2 separate regions of the Homo sapiens genome follow, and region 1 is linked to region 2. Evidence: read pairs that join two places in POLR2A ChIA-PET (ENCODE). Cell type or tissue: PC-9. All regions are shown on one strand. Links, peaks and the distances in the headings refer to the core of each region. The heading gives the core; the rest is flanking DNA.

The links. ChIA-PET counts read pairs that join two places held together with the same protein. Peaks named below come from ENCODE experiments on the same cell type or tissue, not always from the same donor. Only the 100,000 strongest peaks of a DNase experiment are listed, where the experiment ranks them.
Region 1: POLR2A ChIA-PET joins it to region 2 with 5 read pairs; 6 of 35 experiments call an interaction of 5 or more read pairs at or near these places.

The regions. Positions count from the first base shown.
Region 1 is chr1:224,538,347-224,546,737 of GRCh38, forward strand. It overlaps a transcript of CNIH3 not described here. Among named protein-coding and RNA genes, the nearest start is that of CNIH3-AS2, 74 kb to the right of the region's middle. In PC-9, for the core only: no CTCF peak of the experiment used is centred there; a DNase peak (open chromatin) is centred at 4,695; H3K4me3 peaks cover 1,073 bases; H3K27ac peaks cover 4,390 bases.
Region 2 is chr1:224,588,411-224,596,801 of GRCh38, forward strand. It overlaps a transcript of CNIH3 not described here. Among named protein-coding and RNA genes, the nearest start is that of CNIH3-AS2, 24 kb to the right of the region's middle. In PC-9, for the core only: no CTCF peak of the experiment used is centred there; no DNase peak of the experiment used is centred there.

The DNA of each region.
Region 1 (8,391 bases), core at 53-8,052, 50 kb before region 2:
TGGTAGTTTTTGGCACCATAACTGTCTGACCAAGATGAGTCTCTTAGGAGTGTGGAGGAGAGCTTGGGGACAGAATTCTGTTCCTAAGGAGAGACCCTGTTTAAGTCCTTTGATGTGGTCGTAGCACCGAATGAGGTTGCTATATATACAGGTAGCAATCTTGAAGAGCTTTTATTTGGTGGAGTTTTCAAACCCCATGCCTCCCAGTACCCCATCCTTTAGCTACAAGGAAGAACATCGGCCTCTTTACTACATCTTGGACAATGCCTTCTCTATGATTCTCCCTGCCTCCTCCTCCTTCTCTCTCTCTCTCTCTCTTTTTTTTTTTTTAAGAGACAGGGTCTTGCGTGTTGCCCAGCCCGGAATGTAGTGGTGCAATCAGAGCTCACCATAACCTCTAACTCCTGGGTTTATGTGATCCTCCCACCTCAGCCTCCTGAGTAGCTGGGACTACAGGAATGGCCACCTAGCCCAGCTAATTACATTTTTTTTTTTTTTTTTTTTTGTAGAGATGGTGTTTCATGTTGCTCAGGCTGGTCTCGAACTCCTGGTCTCAAGTGATTCTCCTGCCTCAGTCTCCCAAAGTGCTGCGATTACAGGCATAAGCCTATTATGCCCAGCCTCTACTTACTGTTTAAATGTACCTTTCCTCAAGTTTTATCTTCCCATGTTTTCCTGCTCAGATTCTCTGTCTGAGGGGGCTCACCTATATTCACCTCTAAATTTCTTGTGGCTAACACAGATTTCCAGTGGTCTCCTGGATATTTTCCCATGCATTTCTCTTCCGTAACTAAAACTTAGCACACTTAATTTAACATGTCATCCTGCATACTGCTCCTCTTGCCGTATTTACTTATCATGGCTATTAGGACTTCTACCCTTGCTTTCATTTGGGCCAGAAGCCTCAGTCGTCTTCCATTTCTTGTTCTCCATTCTCTTTAAACTCCAGGGTCTCTTGACATCCAAATCATCAATTGCCAAGTTCTGTCCTTTCTTCCTTTGAACTTTCTTCCCAGTCCAATACCTTGATTCTGCTATAATTTAAGTACTTTTTGACTCTTATGGATTATTTCAGTAGCTTCATGACATATCAAATTTCCAACTTCGACTTTTCTTCATTGTTGCATGAGTTATCTTTCTCTCTGATCCAGTTCAGATAGTTTTACCTCCTCAGAATCATCAGTGGCTCCTTGCTCTCCAAGATACGTGGTTCAGTTCCAGGCTGGGACTTTACAACGCTCTAGGATTCAGTCCCAACCTACCCTATGCCTTCCTTATGCCCCATGCTGGTCACTGCCCCATACTGGCCATACTGCACTACTTGCCCTTCACTAAATATGCCATTCATACCTCCATGTTTTTGCTTATGCTATCCGTGAGAGGTAGACCCACCTCTCTACCTTTCCCTGTGCCACCTAGTTAGAACTAATCATTCCCTACTTTGTCTTTCTGTATTTTGAACTTTGTCTTTCTGTATTCTGTTTCTATATTTTGCTTATTTTCTATTCTAGTACTTCTTCTGAGAAGTACTATATGCTTTATATTATAGTTAATTGCCTTCCCTCCAGATTGTAAGCTCCTTGAGGGTGCACTGAATTTTATTCCTTTCTGTATTCGTGTAACATTGATCACACAGAGCTTTACTCATAGTAAGCCTCTCAATAAATATCAATGAATGAATGGGTACTATTCACAGCACACAACGTGGGTAATTGGGAGGCTGGCCTTGAAGTATGTCTCATAGCTTCAAAATTTCTGATCTTTCTTCACCGTAGCTAAAAGTTCAAAAGAAAATCATCTAGTTCCTGGGGAAGTATCCTACGGGCCAACTTACATGGAAATGCAGCTGCACTCTCGTTTCATTTTGCTCCTGTGGTTTTGTCTCATGGCCCTGACTTGAAATTTCAGTTGGAAACTTGAAATGCAACCAAAGTAGTTTCTTCTGTGTCACCCAATAATAAGGCTTTCTAAACCCTTCAATTTTACTCAAACATTTCTCTTGAAAATCAGCTCTGCTGCAAAGTGGGGCTAATTCAATAGCCACCCATGCGGATGTAGTTGTGAGGATGAGTTTAAATGGGACATTTTTAGACTCTCCAATATGTCAACAAGTTAAAAGTTTCATTCATTTAAAAAATGTAAATAAATGCAGCTGCATCTGGCTATATGGACATTAAAGTGAGATCGTGGTTCTAAACCAAGTGACAAGATGCTGCAAACTGAGGGAGATACCCAGCTTTGAAGATAATTTAAGAAGCATTAATAAATATATTTAGAAAACTCATGCAGCCAAACCCCTACCTCCAGCTCATGTTTTTTTACCCTGTAAGCTAGCAGAATTTGTAATGACAGCTTAAGAACAACAAATAAAGAACTGGCTGCTTACCAAAACCAATTAAGTGGTGAGAAAAGGAAGTCACATGCATTAAACTTGCATGTTGGAATTCTCCATTATTGGACTTAAAATAATTATACAATTTCATACTTAAAGTAATTATACAATTTTGCATTTCTCATTAGAATATTTTTATAGAATTAAACAGTGTTCAACTTTCGAAAACTAGATTTCCAGAAATCAGCCTGCAAGTCTGTTTGCTTGAAGATAGAACGCATTTTCTTATAAAAATGGTATTATAAATGCAGGTGGGTACCCAGATTAGCCCACTAAAGTCATTCATACTCATTTATATTGATGCCATATGATGTATTTACAAGAAAAAATTAAGTAAAAAATTCCATTGCTGTATTGGCATGTATGTAAGTAATTTAATCTCCCATCTCTGAAATTTATTAAGAAAGGTTTTCATTTTTACTAAATGGTGAATGAAAAGCACAGCGGAAAGCAGATTTAATTAAGGGCTGAAAATATAGATGAGTACCGTGGTGGAGATTCCGAAGGGAAATTTGGGCCCTTTCCAGGACTTTCTAATTTGATGTTACTGGCTCTTTATGACATTAAGTGTCACTTCCAAATTTATGGCTTTCCTTTTTCCTCATATGGTTGTATCACTGGCACTACTTTAGGCTTATCATACATGATTAGGGTCATTTTTCTTTGGCTTACAAATGGAAGAAAAAGGGGACAAAATGGGACATTTTCTTCTGAGATAATTGAGCAAAAGTTAGATAAGAGGAAAGAGGGAGAAAAGGCCCTTAAAAAGGATGTGCATGCATATTAAAAATAAATTTCCTATAGTGGTTACCCTGAGCTGAGTCAGCAAAAATGCATGATTTCCTAAAGAAGAAAGAAGCTATTCATTAGATTTGAGAGTTCTTTGCAGTCCCAAGCCATGCTATTGCTTCTCAAAGGGTAGAGGCTACCAGAGGAACAAGCACAGAAAGAGCTCTGTATGCAACTGGCTATTCTTTTTTAGAGAAGATTCACAAATTGGGTGTTTATAGCTTTGCAATTCATGGTACTCTGTCATTAACTAATTTTGTGAGCATAACTATGATTTATTTCTCTTTCATTTTCCATACACAGAAAACGACTGTATCTTATCTTATTTTTAAAAAATCTTAATGTCTCTCACTCTTTGTAAGCATCACCTCCAATGGACTCCAAAACTCATGGCCCCTCCAATTCAACTTGCTACTGCTGTTTAGATAATACTTTTCAGAATCTTCCCCAGCCAAGACAAGTCCAGTGGCTTCCAATTTTCTTCACACGTTGAAACTTTTCTGCCGGATGTTCAGGGCCTCCATAGAATGGCTTCACACTTCCCAGTCAAGCCCACACCTCCTCCACTTCCTATCAGATGCCTCTGCTCTGGTTTGGCCAGAATCTTTCCTATTGTTTGAAAATGCCACAACCATTCCAGCTTCTATGCATCATCAATTCATGTTTTCCTTCTTAAAATTCATTCTTTTTCCTCCTTGGCTACTTAAATTCCATCTATTTGTAGGAAGCAACATTTGGGGTGTCTATTCTACGTAACAATAATTTTGGGCAATGAAGCCCTAGCAACGATTTTGTACTACATGACCCTGCTTTCTTAGCCACACTTGATTGGACTAACAGAGTACCTATGACCTAAAATGGAATGATCAAACTCTCTTCCCTAGGAATTTGGAAATGGAACTGAAAACCAGTGTGGGTGTCTGAAGATGGAACATGTGACTTAGGAACACGAAATAGAATAGCCACATTCTATTTTCTGGAAGAGAAACTATGGCAGCCTCATGGTAGAAAGAGAAAGAGTGTATGTAATAGAGTACTTGGTAGAAAATAGCAGAAACAAATTCTAGTTAACTTAGCAGAAAATATTTACTCTAAGGATATGATGTAGCTCATAGGATCAATGAGAAGGCTAGGAACCAGGTTTGGAGAATGGACCAAGAGAGATTAGGCAGCCCAAAGACAGCCAAGGTGTCTTCCTAGGAACAGTCCAGTTAGAATGCCACTGTAAGCTCCACTCTTGCCTCTTCTCGTCAACCCCTCCGTATAGTAGCTGCAGTGATCTTTCTAAAATTTAACTCAGATTATGATATTCTCCTGCTATTGTATAATAATTTCTCTGGTCTTTGTCCTAGTTCCTGGCATGGAGACTCTAATACCATTGGAATTTTCCAAGTTGTCTTTGTTATCCATGGTGGGTCCTGATTGCTTATGCTAATGAGGTGACTCATGCTAGGCCTCTAGACAGCTTCTGCAAATGAGAAGATTCAGGATGTGGGTAGGCTGAGTCAGAAAGACCAACCATGAGATTAGAAGGTTGGAGCTTTGAGCTATGTGATATCAGCCGGATCTCTGGAGAGGGGAGGGAAGCTGGAGATTGAGTCTAATCATGTGGGCCAATAATTCATTGAAACATGCCTGGGTAACGAAATTCTAATAGAAACTCAACACAGAAGTTTAGTGGAGCTTCCTGGTTGGTGCTGGGAGGGTGACACGTCCTGATTCTATGGGGAAAGAGGGCACAGGAGCTCTATGTGTGGGATCCTTCTGGATCTTGCCCTGTGTGTCTGTTTGTTTGCCTGCTTCGGATTTGTATCCTTTATCATAAAACTGTAATTACCAGTACTCTCCTGCGTACTTTAGTTCACGGGAGTTCTGTGAGTCATTCTAACAATTAACAAACCTGAGGGGGCCATGAAAATCTTAGAATTTGTAGCTAGTTGGTCAGAAGTGTGGGTGGTCTGAAGACCCTCAAACTTGCAGCTGGTTTCTAAATAGGGACAGTGCTGTTGGAGACCATGCCTTTTGGCTTGTGGAGTCAGTGCTGACTCTGGGTGGTTAGTGTCAGAATTGTATTGCATTACACCACCTGCTTAGCACTTCCAAATGGTTTTTATTAGACCAGAATAAAACAAGTGTTCACAATGGCCTGCAGTGACCTTGCCAGACTTGCTTCCTGCCTGTCTCCCTGGCCTTACCTCCCTCTACTCTCCTCCATATGCACTGCATTCCAGGATGACATTTCTTCTGTCCCTCGCACACACCAAGCTGACTCCATTTCAGTGCTTTGCACTTGCTCTTTCCTCTGCTTGGAATACCTTTCTTCCAGATCTTTGTGTGGACTTCTTTGAGGGTAGAAGTACTGTTGGTCTGGTTCACTTTTATACCCAAGACCTACAGCAGTAACTGGATTGGTTGATTGATTATACACTCATAGGTCACATAAGAGATCTGGGTGGGTCTGTTCATTATAATTCTGCAACCTACAGGATCAGATTCTAGGTCTGTCTTTTTAGCTAAATTGGCTCTTTGGCTGTTAAGAGATAAGAGGTTCTTTCTGTGCTGTTATCAAAGCTTTTTGGCTCTTGGACCATGGCATTAGCTGAGATATTTAAGCCCCAAGTTTGTAGTTTTCTTTCTGTGAACTCACCAGTGCATTCAGAAATAGTCAGTTCATTCAGAGTCTTTATATTTATTGCTCCCTCCAAAATAGTTGCAATCACCACTTGGTCTCCACAGGGAGAAGGAAGCCTTACCTTCCATATGCACTTCATCTCAAGCAGTCAGCAGTGATAATTTAACTAACAATTTGCTACAGCATCCCATGGACTACCAGTATCTTATTTTCCACTGGCATTGAGGTCATCATCTCATGCACGCCAACTCAGATAATCAATCCCAGATCCTATCTTTGAATCAGTTTCCTGGAGCTATTTTAGGAATATTTTGTTTATTCAGGGAAGCAAAACTGCTCTATGTTTTTAAAATAGGGAGTTCAATTCAGGAAATTGGTAACAGAGGTCTTGGAATGGTGGGAGAACAAAGAGGAAGGCAAAATGACTCAAAGATTGGTAATTTTAGGACGCCACTCCACCTCTAGGGCTGAGTGCACAGAAGCGAACACCATGTCACCAGAGCCCATGACCGCTGTGCTGCTGAGGCTGCTGCTGATGGAACTTGACTGCCCAAGGAGGAACTCAAGAGCTCTCAGTTACTCTTGGCACTACTACGACCACCACCATTATTGCTTTTGTCACTGCTGTCACTATTGCTGTTGCTATTGCTGCTGTCACTGCTAGAATCAAGAAAACACATGGCTTCTCCCTGCCTCCTACTTTCCAGTATCCTGCCACTGCCTCCCATGAGCATAATCAGCTGGCAGATGAGTCTGGAAAATGTAGTCTTCAGGCTTCTGGCCTGAGGGAGGAAGTAGAGTGGGGTGAGTGTTAGCTAAGAGACCATGGATTCCATGTGGCACAAACTCAGAGGTCCTGCTCAGATAAGCCTTCCTTGCCCCTGATACCAGAGCAGATCACGCTGAGCTCACTCTCAAAGCCATTGGCACTTTCTTCTCATAGAAGTTCCTACAGTTTGTGATTGCATATTGCAATGTATATGTACAAACGTATGTGTGTATCTCCTATGTGTGCAGAAGCTCCCCAAAGGCAATGACTGTGTAGCTTTTGCTGTCCACCATACCTGTAGCTCCTACACATGGTGGGGACTCAAATGTGTGTTGAACCAATGAACGGCTTCAAACAGCTCTGCCTTTCTGCCCATCCTTCACCCTTGTCTCTTCTCTCATCTTAATTCAGTCCCTTTCTATTATAACGTTCAGAGTCTACAATGAACTGTGAGACTTGGAGTGAGAAATGAGCTTTTAGATGAGTTCTCATCATCTTTAAAAATACGTATTTCACAACAGTATCAGTTAGGCTACCCAAATTCCCAGGCATTCTAGTCCTTTCAGAATTCCTGCCCCTCAGCATGAACATGCAAGTCTGTGTGTCCCTCCTCTTTTCAGGTCACATTAAGCTTAGGTGTCGGGTTGGAAGACTAGGTGCCATAGGAAGGATATAAAGGCAGTGGCTGTAAGAACAAACATCATTAAGTTCTTGGCGGAGGAAGAAGGGGCACAGAGGAGGGGATTTATGTGAATAAAGAGTCTGGGTCAGGGACTTGTGGCCTTGAACAAAGTGTGATGAAGAGGGTAATTTCCCCTGAATCAGCTTGAACATCAGGCTTCTAGTCACTATTTGGCTTTTGCAACATTAAAAATTACTATGTGGCTTAGTGTGCTAGGGCTGCTGTAACACAATACCACGGACTGGGTGGCTTCACTATAGAAACGGATTTTCTCCTGTTCTGGAGGCTGGGAAGTCCAACATCAAGGTGTTGGCAGCTTTGGTTTCTCCCGAGGCCCCTCTCCTTGGTTTGCAGGTGGCTTCCCAGGGTTTCTCTGTGTGTTTGTGTCCTAAGCTCCTCTTCTTATAAGGACACCAGTCATACTGGGTTAGAGCCCACCCTAATGACCTCATTTTAACTTAATTACCTCTTTAAATACCTTATCTCCAAATGCAGATACATTCTGAGTTACTTGGGATTAGGACTTCCAACACATGAATTTTAAGGGAACACAATTCAGTCCCTAACACCAAAGCAGCAAGCTTTGTTTCATTCTTGTATGTTTGGATACAACTTTTATGGAAGTTTTTCTCAAACGGAAATCCCAATATATGAAGTTATATCTCCCATGCTGTTAATTTCCAGAAGGCTTACAGGGAGAACTGAAATGGTTTGCAAACAAAAATGACAATAGAACACAGTAAGATGCTGCACTTCCCGCTCTCCCAAGACACCCAGCCTCCAAACTGCACTGTGGTGCCATCAGTTAGCATGAATTAGGAGAGACACGAGGTTAGACAGCCCAGCACGTTGTAGTCAACCTGGAGGGGGTAATGAATGCTGAGCAGCGTCAGGGGAAATTAGGAGGAGAGGTCACAGAGGTGTGGTGGAGCTGGAGTCTCATGCCTTGGTGAGAAGTGGAGAACAAAGAAAAGGGAGGAGTTCCATTCTGACCCAGTGTGTGTCACTTGGTTTAGCAAATTTATAATCATGGGTCCCAGAGAAAATTTATGTAAAATACCCTTATCCAACCCACTGCTCCAGGAAGCACCTATTTTTCATGCCTTCTGTGAGTTGTCAAAATGTAT
Region 2 (8,391 bases), core at 66-8,065:
GGCTCAGCTCATGGAGCAAGGAGGACGGCAGGGGCTCCAATGATGATGTCTGCGTAAGAATTCCCATTTAAGATCTTTCCAAGCACAAGAGTCATGGCCCAATGGCAGAGTGTCCTATGCCCACGAATAAATCAAGGATGAAGAAGACATTTTTGGAACCAGCATAGTTTCTGGTAGGATCTTTGCCACTACTTAAAAAAAAAAAACAAGCATTTAAACTCCCATAGTGTAAATTAATTCAGATGTAAATAACCATTCAGACAACCAGGAATCTGACAAGCAGAGGTGTCTGCCAACATGTCCTGAGTAATTAGCTGGATTTTTGCACTTTTTTCTTTTTGCTGGCAGCACTAGGCAACACTTACTTATTTCTTAGCTCCACTTGATGGAGCTGATTCTAGGAGTTAAAAAAAAGACTTTGGATAATAAGGACCAGCTTCTCAGGCTTTGGAACCTGCTGTGGGAGTAAAGGCTGGCCTTCAAAGTTTCTGTTCTTAAGTCTGGAGGTGATTAGCATTAAGCCATGGGCCAAGCTACTACCTTCTTCCTGACCCCCTGTTTTTTTTTTTTTTTGGAGCCATTTTACTGAGAAGCATGACATCTATCAACTTCCCAGATCCCTGCGAGAATGGATTGAGGAGTCTGAGCTCTGGAAATCAAAGTGGCTAAGCGAGCACCGTTATTGCTGTTAAGAAAACCTGCAATGCGCGAGTTGAAACTTTCTAAGTTTGGATCTGCTTTTGTCTGACCTCTGCCTGGATAGTAAGGCAGCTGAGTGATTCACAGGCACAGAAATGCACCACGTTGCTATTCCCAGACCCTGCCACAAAAGACTGTTGAATTCCCAATGTCTCCATGCTCACTTCCTGTCCTCACTGTGACTATGAGGCACTTTGAAGATTTAACACATTATAGAAACACACAGCATCATGTTTATAATAAGTCTACATTCTGAATCAAAATAATGGTTTAGTCTTCTCAGATGAGAGGGAATATCTGGGGCTAAATGAGGGTAAGTCACGTACTTTTCTATGTGCAGGCAAAACTGATTTTGTTCTGAGTGAGCTGCAGCCTGCAGCCTCTTTTCAAAGCTGACTCCTAGGGGGTTTGGCCAGGGCTGCTTTTTGCATGAATTGTTGACATTCAAACACCTTTATCTCTGATGCTGCTCTACAGCTTAATGTGATATTTCTGTCCAAACTCAACTTTTGATGAGAAGAAAAGATTTTTAATCCAAAATATGCACACAACTCCCCAGCCCCAGGGAAAGGACTTCTTTGTCTTAGTGAGAGCACTTCTTTGAGTGCTCTTTGGGTGGCTCTGTAGCTCACTTGCAGCATGGGATTGAGAAAGGAAAAGTGGAGCCCAGGGCAGGCAGGGGGTTTTCCAGCTCCTCTAAAGAGGTTGCTTACCAGTGGGACCTTACTGTTTTGCTTGGAAGTTTGAGAGTTACCAGTTCATCAGGATATCCACTTTTTTTTTTTGAGATGGAGTCTTGCTCTGTCACCCAGGCTGGAGTGCAGTGGCACAATCTCAGCTCACTGCAACCTCTGCCTCTGGGGTTCAAGTAATTCTCCTGCCTCAGCCTCCCCTGTAGATGGGATTACAGGCATGAGCCGCCAGGCCTGGCTAATTTTTGTAATTTTAGTAGATATGGGGTTTCACTATGTTGGCCAGGCTGGTCTCAAACTCCTGACCTCATGATCCACCCACCTCAGCCTCCCAAAGTGGTAGGATTACAGACGCGAGCCATCACACCAGCTGATATCCACTTTTAAATGCCAGTGCTGTACTTGGCATAAAGTAGACCATGAATAAATGTTTGTTGAATAAATGAATGAATGATTAAAGCCCAAATTCCACTATATGGCTGTATGAGAGATTTTTGGCTTATTGGTTCCTTTGGGTTGTTTTGCCTCTATAACTTCCTCCCTTTTTTGTGTAACTGCTGTCCAGCTTAACCTGAGCATGGATGTGTATGTATGCCAAACAGTCTCCTTTTTCCACTTTATCTTAGTTTGTTTGTGCTGCTATATCAGAATACCTGAGACTGGGTAATTTATAAAGAACAGAAGTTTATTATCTCACAGTTCTGGGGCTGGGAAGTCCCAGAGCATAGCACCAGCATCTGGTGAGGGCCTTCTTGCTGTATCATCACATGGCAGAAGGTGGAAGGTCAAGAGAAAGCAAGTGACCAAACTTGCAGTCTTAAGCCCTTTTTATAATTGGCATTAATCTATTCATGAGGGTGGAGCCCTCGTGACCTAAACACCCCCCCTTAGGTCTCATCTTCCAACACTATTGCATTTGGGATTAAGTTCCTAACATGTGCTTTTTGGGGGACACATTCAAATCATAGCTAACGCCTTTGTGCTTTTGGCCCTTCTTCCCCACCGCCCCGCCCCCGCAACCCACCCAAGAGATAGATCCTGGTTATATTTCTGGCCTCTGTGTCCAGAGCCTGGTCACACTTCTGGGGCTTCATTTGTACATTCCTTTTTCCTGTAAGACTTATAGGGTTCTTGCCTCAGAAACAGCTCCCACCCCTAAAGTTACATATATAGAAACATAATGTGGGAGGCAATTGGAAAAGGTAGATCTAAGCTTCTCTTGAACTTGTTTTTATTTAATCCAGGTTAGCATTCAAGGCTACCTGATCTTACCTTTCTAAGTATATTTCCAGTTTCACTTATTATTCACTCTAGCTAAGCAGGTCTGTTTAGTGATCAATGAAAACAACATGCACATTGACACCCTGCACTGCTTCACATATCTGAATTCTACCTGTTCTTCTAGCTGTGGTTGAATGGTTAGGTCCTCTGTAAAGTTTCTCCTCTATTCCAGCCACTGTTCTCTCAGTACTGGGAAGTCATTTATATTCTCCACTGGCTCCTTTGTGAAGTGCAAAGTTTGAGAACCAGCTCTTCAGTGGGACTCCCTGGGTTTGAATCCTAACCCCACTGTTTACTAGCTGTGTGTCCTTGGCAAAGTTACTCAACTTCTCTATGTACCTCTGGGTCTTACAATTGGCAGCTGAGAAGAGCTTGGTCTTACTGAAGAGATGAGTTTCTTGGAGGCCCATTTACATGATAAAGAGAGACCACAGACTGATCAGGCCCAGCTATCTTGGCAACTGCTCCTTCCCTGAACACCAAGACAAAAAAGTTGGAGAATGGTTCCAACTGGAGGACTTGTGGTTTTATAGGTTTCAGATACTATGCCGTAAAACAGCCCATTTTTATTCTCAGAGGCTCAAGCTGTCAGGTTCCTTTTACCTCTCTCCAGGAAGCCAGCATCCCTAGGCCTCCACCTCTGGGGTACAGGGAGGGAGGTTTAGAACTCAAGCTTTAGAGTCAGATGGATTTGGGCATGACTGCTAGCTGACTCTGCTATTTACTGTATGACCTTGGTGCCTGATCTGTCTATCATTTTCTCATTGGTAAAATAGGAATGATAATACCCACGTTGCAGAGTGTGAGAATTAAAAAAGAGTGCAAGGCAAGTGCTTGCACAAGGTCTGATACCAGGAAGCAATCAACATAGATTATTAATAGCCACTAATTATAAACCACTTTTGTGGAACATAAAGAGTGGCTGTTGTTGTGGTTGGGTCATAATGACATCTGATGCTCATTCAGATGACACAGGCAGGACTTTTTTTTTGTCCCAAGGTGAAAGCTTCTTCATTCCATGTGTCTGTATGTGTGTATGTGTGTGTGTGTATATGTGTGTGTGTACGGTATGTGTGTGTATGTGTGTGTGTGTGTGCATACATATATGTGCACAGACAGATCTTTATAACTGTTTCAGGCGTCCTTTACATGAACTGAGAAAAATGGAATAATTAAGCACCTCACAGCTTTTAAAAGCTGAGATTCTGGTCGAGCTTAGAGGAGTAAAAGACAAGAGAGCAGAACTCAGTGAGCAGAGAGGGCACTCTCAGGACATATTGAAGTCAGTGCCTAAGAGGTAGAAAAAGGAAGGGAAATCACGGCAGTAATATTCAGACTGTAATATTAGATTTGACATCAGTCTTGTGAGTTGTGGACTTGTTAGCTGTAGGGTTAAACTTAGTAGCCTCAGATTTTCAGCAGAATGCCTGAAACAGTAATGAAAAATGGCACACCCGCTCGTGGCTGATGGAAGAGCAGGAATATATTTCACATCTGACGGGAAAGCTCAGGACTTTTAACTTTCCTACTGGAATTAGCAAATCAGAAAAAAATGGCATCACAGAGTTATCATGCCCAGCCCTGTCTATTGACTACCTATGCTTTAGAAGGGCAGAGGGCAGAAATGGGGATCTAGTTTTGACAGCTGAAGTTGGGAGGATGTGGGCATTTGGCATGCACCAGGAAGCTCCCCTACTCAAGCTCCACAGGTTCTGAGTAGGACGATTCCCCTGACAGACATCTGCTTCTTAAGCAGTACTGTGAAAATAGATGATACATCTCCAGGTGTGGAAGGAGCCAGGGCCCAGAGCTAAATGGGGAGTTTCTAACAAAGGCTCATTGTGATCTGTTTACAGTGCCTGTTTAGTGGTGCTAATAATAGGAAAATCACTTAATTTTCATTGGTGGGAAGATGACATTTAGATGAGCGGGAAATGCAAGCAGAAAGCTACATCCCATTACTCTGTCTCCCTGGCCTGAGGACTCTCTGAAATGGTCACTTCTGTGGCTAGAGGTTCTCCCCACTTCCCGTCCCCAGACTGGCTATGTTACTTCCTCTTCTTTTTTTTTTTTTAACTTTTTTTTTTTTTTGAGACAGGGTCTCACTCTGTTGCCTAGGCTGGAGCGCAGTGGCATGATCTCAGCTCACTGCAACCTCCATCTCCCAGGCTCAAGCTATCCTCCAGCTCAGCCACCCAAATAGCTGGGACCACAGGCATGTGGCACCATGCCCAGCTATCCACTCTGTTACTTCTTAGGCAAAAACATGGCTTGCTGATTTGCTGCATCCGGTCCACACAGGCCAAGCTGGTCCATACCTGGTTTTCAGGTCATTACTACTACACATCTGCGGGGCAAAGAGAAATTAAGTGGCTTGCCTAAAGTCACACAGCTTGAAAGTGGGAAGCTCAAAGCTTCCCAACTAGCTTGTCATCTGATTCAGTTCAGCTAAAAATACCTCTGTTGACATTGAATGTTCTTAACACAAATAAATGATAAATATTTGAGATAATGTTTATACTAATTACCTGATCTGATCACTGTACATTATATGTATCAAAACATCATATGGACCCCACAAATAGGTAAAATTATTGTCAATTTTAAAAAATTTAAAAATAAAAATAAAACAATGTCATTACAGGACGTGAGCAAATTTAGGAAAAAAGTACTTCCATTGAACACACACTCTATCCAGAGCCTTGTGCTGGGTGCATCCATAGACATTTGCTCCCCTCTGTTGCTGTTCTTATCAAGATAATAGATGGCTTCTGTGCATCTCTGTTAGATTTCAAGCTCCTTATAGGCAGGGATTGTCTTCAGTTTATTGTGCCTGCCGAGTAAGAAGTGCTCTAAAGTAAACAAATGAAAGGTAGGCACTGCCCCTGCTAACCAGGTTACCAACAGCTGGGAGAAGGGGGAAATAGGAATTATTGTTTAATGGGTACAGAGTTTTAGTTTGAGAAGTTGAAAAAGTTCTGGAGATGGATAGTGGTGATGGTTGCACAACAGTGTAAGTGTAATTAATGCCACAGAACTGAACACTTAAAAAGGTAAATTTTATGTTATATTTATTTTGCCACAATAAAACAAAACAGAAAAGTGCTCCACAGCCTGAGGACAAGTGACCCCTAGAGCCCAAGCCTGGCCCAGGTGGCCTGGACACTGCACACTGACCCAGTCTCCAGAGCCCTTGCACCCCCGCTTGTCTGGAAGGGGCTGGAGCAGGTGTGGGAACTGGAGCAAATGGAGGTTTAGGATTTGGAGTAGATCTTATCTAAGCTATTAGAGCTTCATTATACACATCCCCTTTCCAGAAGCCACGAGTTCTGTCTATAGTGGGTACTGTTCTATGTTATTTTATGTGATGGTTGGTCCAGTGCAGCCACATGGGGCAGGCTCTGGAAAAGGAAGTTTATTACACTCACAGGTCCTGGAAGCAGGAGGTGTGGCACACAGGACCACAAGGGAAAGCACCAGTGTAGGTCAGGAGGCAGAAAGGGCCAGAGTGAGGGAAAATCTAGGCCACGGCCTTTACTGGGGTTTGCACAGGAAAGGTCAGGCGGAGCAGCATAAACAGTTTTGGATTGGGCAATTTGCATTATAAATGGCAGGCTTTGGGCTCTCTAGGGATGGTCTCTAGTTGCCTGGTACCTGGCTCTGGGAAGACTAAGGCAGAGGAATATTGCTTCTTGTAGTGTGCAGGTCCCATAGAAGAGATGTGACTAGATAGGCCAGCCCCTGCAAGGGCAGTCTCTCTCTATCCAGAAAGAGTTATAAGATAAACATCAAAATATACTGAAAATAAAAATATAAGCACACATTGTTTTACTGCACTTTGCTTTATTGTGCCTTGCAGATATTGTATTTTTTACAAATTGAAGGTTCATGAGAACCTTGTGTTGAGCAAGTCTGTCAGCACCATTTCTCCAACATCATGTGCTTGCCTCATGTCTCTGTGTCATATTTTGGTAATTCTCACAATATTTCAAATTTGCCCTGTTGTCAGGCTGGAGTGCAGGGAAGTGATCAGAGCTCACTGTAGCCTTGAACTCCTGCACTCAAATGATCCTCCTACCTCAACCTTGCAATAAGCTGGGACTACAGTTGTGCACCACCATACCTGTCTAATTTTAAAATTTTTGTAGAGTCAGAGTCTCACTATGTCACCCAGGCTGGTCTCAAACTCATGGGCTCAAGTGATCCTCCCACCTCAGCCTCCCAGGGTGCTGGGATTACAGGTATGAGCCACCATGCCCAGTCTGTGATCAGTGATCTTTGATGTCACTGTCATAATCGTTTTGGGGCACCACAAATTGTGCCTAAGATGGCAAAGTTGATCAATAAATGTTGTGTGTGTTCTCACTGCTCCATCAACTAGCCATTCCCCTATCTGTCTCCTTTTCCTTGGACCTTTCTTTTCCTTGAAACACAATAATATTCAATTTAGGCAAATTAATAACCCTACAATAGCCCCTGAGTGGTCAAGTGAAAGAAGAGTTGCATGTTCCCCATTTTAAATCAAAAGCTGGAAATGATTTAGCTTAGTGAGGAAGGCATATCGAAAGTCGAGATGGGCCAAAAGCTAGGCCTCTTGTCAGTTAGCCAAGTTGTGAATGCAAAGGTGAAGTTCTTGAAGGAAAATAAAAGCACTACTCCAGTGAACACACAAATGATAAGAAAGCAAAACAACCTTGTTGCTGATGTGGAGAATATTAGATGGAAGATCAAACCAGCCACCACATTCCCTTAAGCCAAAGCCTAACCCAGAGCAAGGCCCTAACTCTCTTCAATTCTATGAGGGCTGAGAGAGGTGAGGAAGCTGCAATAGAAAAGTTTGAAGCTAGCAGCGGCTGGTTTACAAGGTTTAAGGAAAGATGCCATCTTCATAACATACACATGCAAGGTGAAGCCACAAGTGCTGATGGAGAAGCTGCAGCAAGTTACCCAGAAGGTCTAGCTAAGATCATTGATGAAGGTGGCTACACTAAACAACAGATTTTCAATGTAGATGAAACAGCCTTCTCTTGGGAGATGCCATCTAGGCATCTTTCATAGCTAGAGAGGAAAAGTCAATGCCTGGCTTCAAAGTCAAGCTCACTCTCTCATTAGGGGCTAATGCAATTGTTGACTTTAAGTTGAAGCCAATGCTCATTTACCATTCCAAAAAATCCTAGAACCCTTTATAATTATGCTAAATATACTCTGCCTGTGCTCTCTAAGTGGAACAACAAAGCCTGTGTGACAGACATTTGTTTATAGCATGGTTTATTGAGTATGTTAAGCCCACTGTTGAGACCTATTGCTCAGGAAAAAAGATTCCTTTCAAAATATTACTGCTCATTGACAATGTACTTAGTTATCCAAGAGTTCTGATGGAGATGTACAAGGATATGAATATTGTTTTCATGCCTGCTTGCACAACTCCATTATGTAGTCCATGGATTGAGGAGTATTTTCAGCTTTCCAGTCTTATTATGAATTACATACATTTTATAAGGTAATGGCTGCCATAGATAGTGATTCCTCTGATGGATCTGGGCAATGTAAATTGAAAACTGTTTTGTATATGTTTTTGTCTATGGTTCCTGGCTCATAACTCCCAGAACCCTTGTTATTTCCCAAATGACTAAAACAAGAAGAATATATTTTATTAAAGTATTTGGGCTTTTGTCCATTCCCAAAGCAGCTTTGGAACAGCTCAGAGTGATAAAGGTGA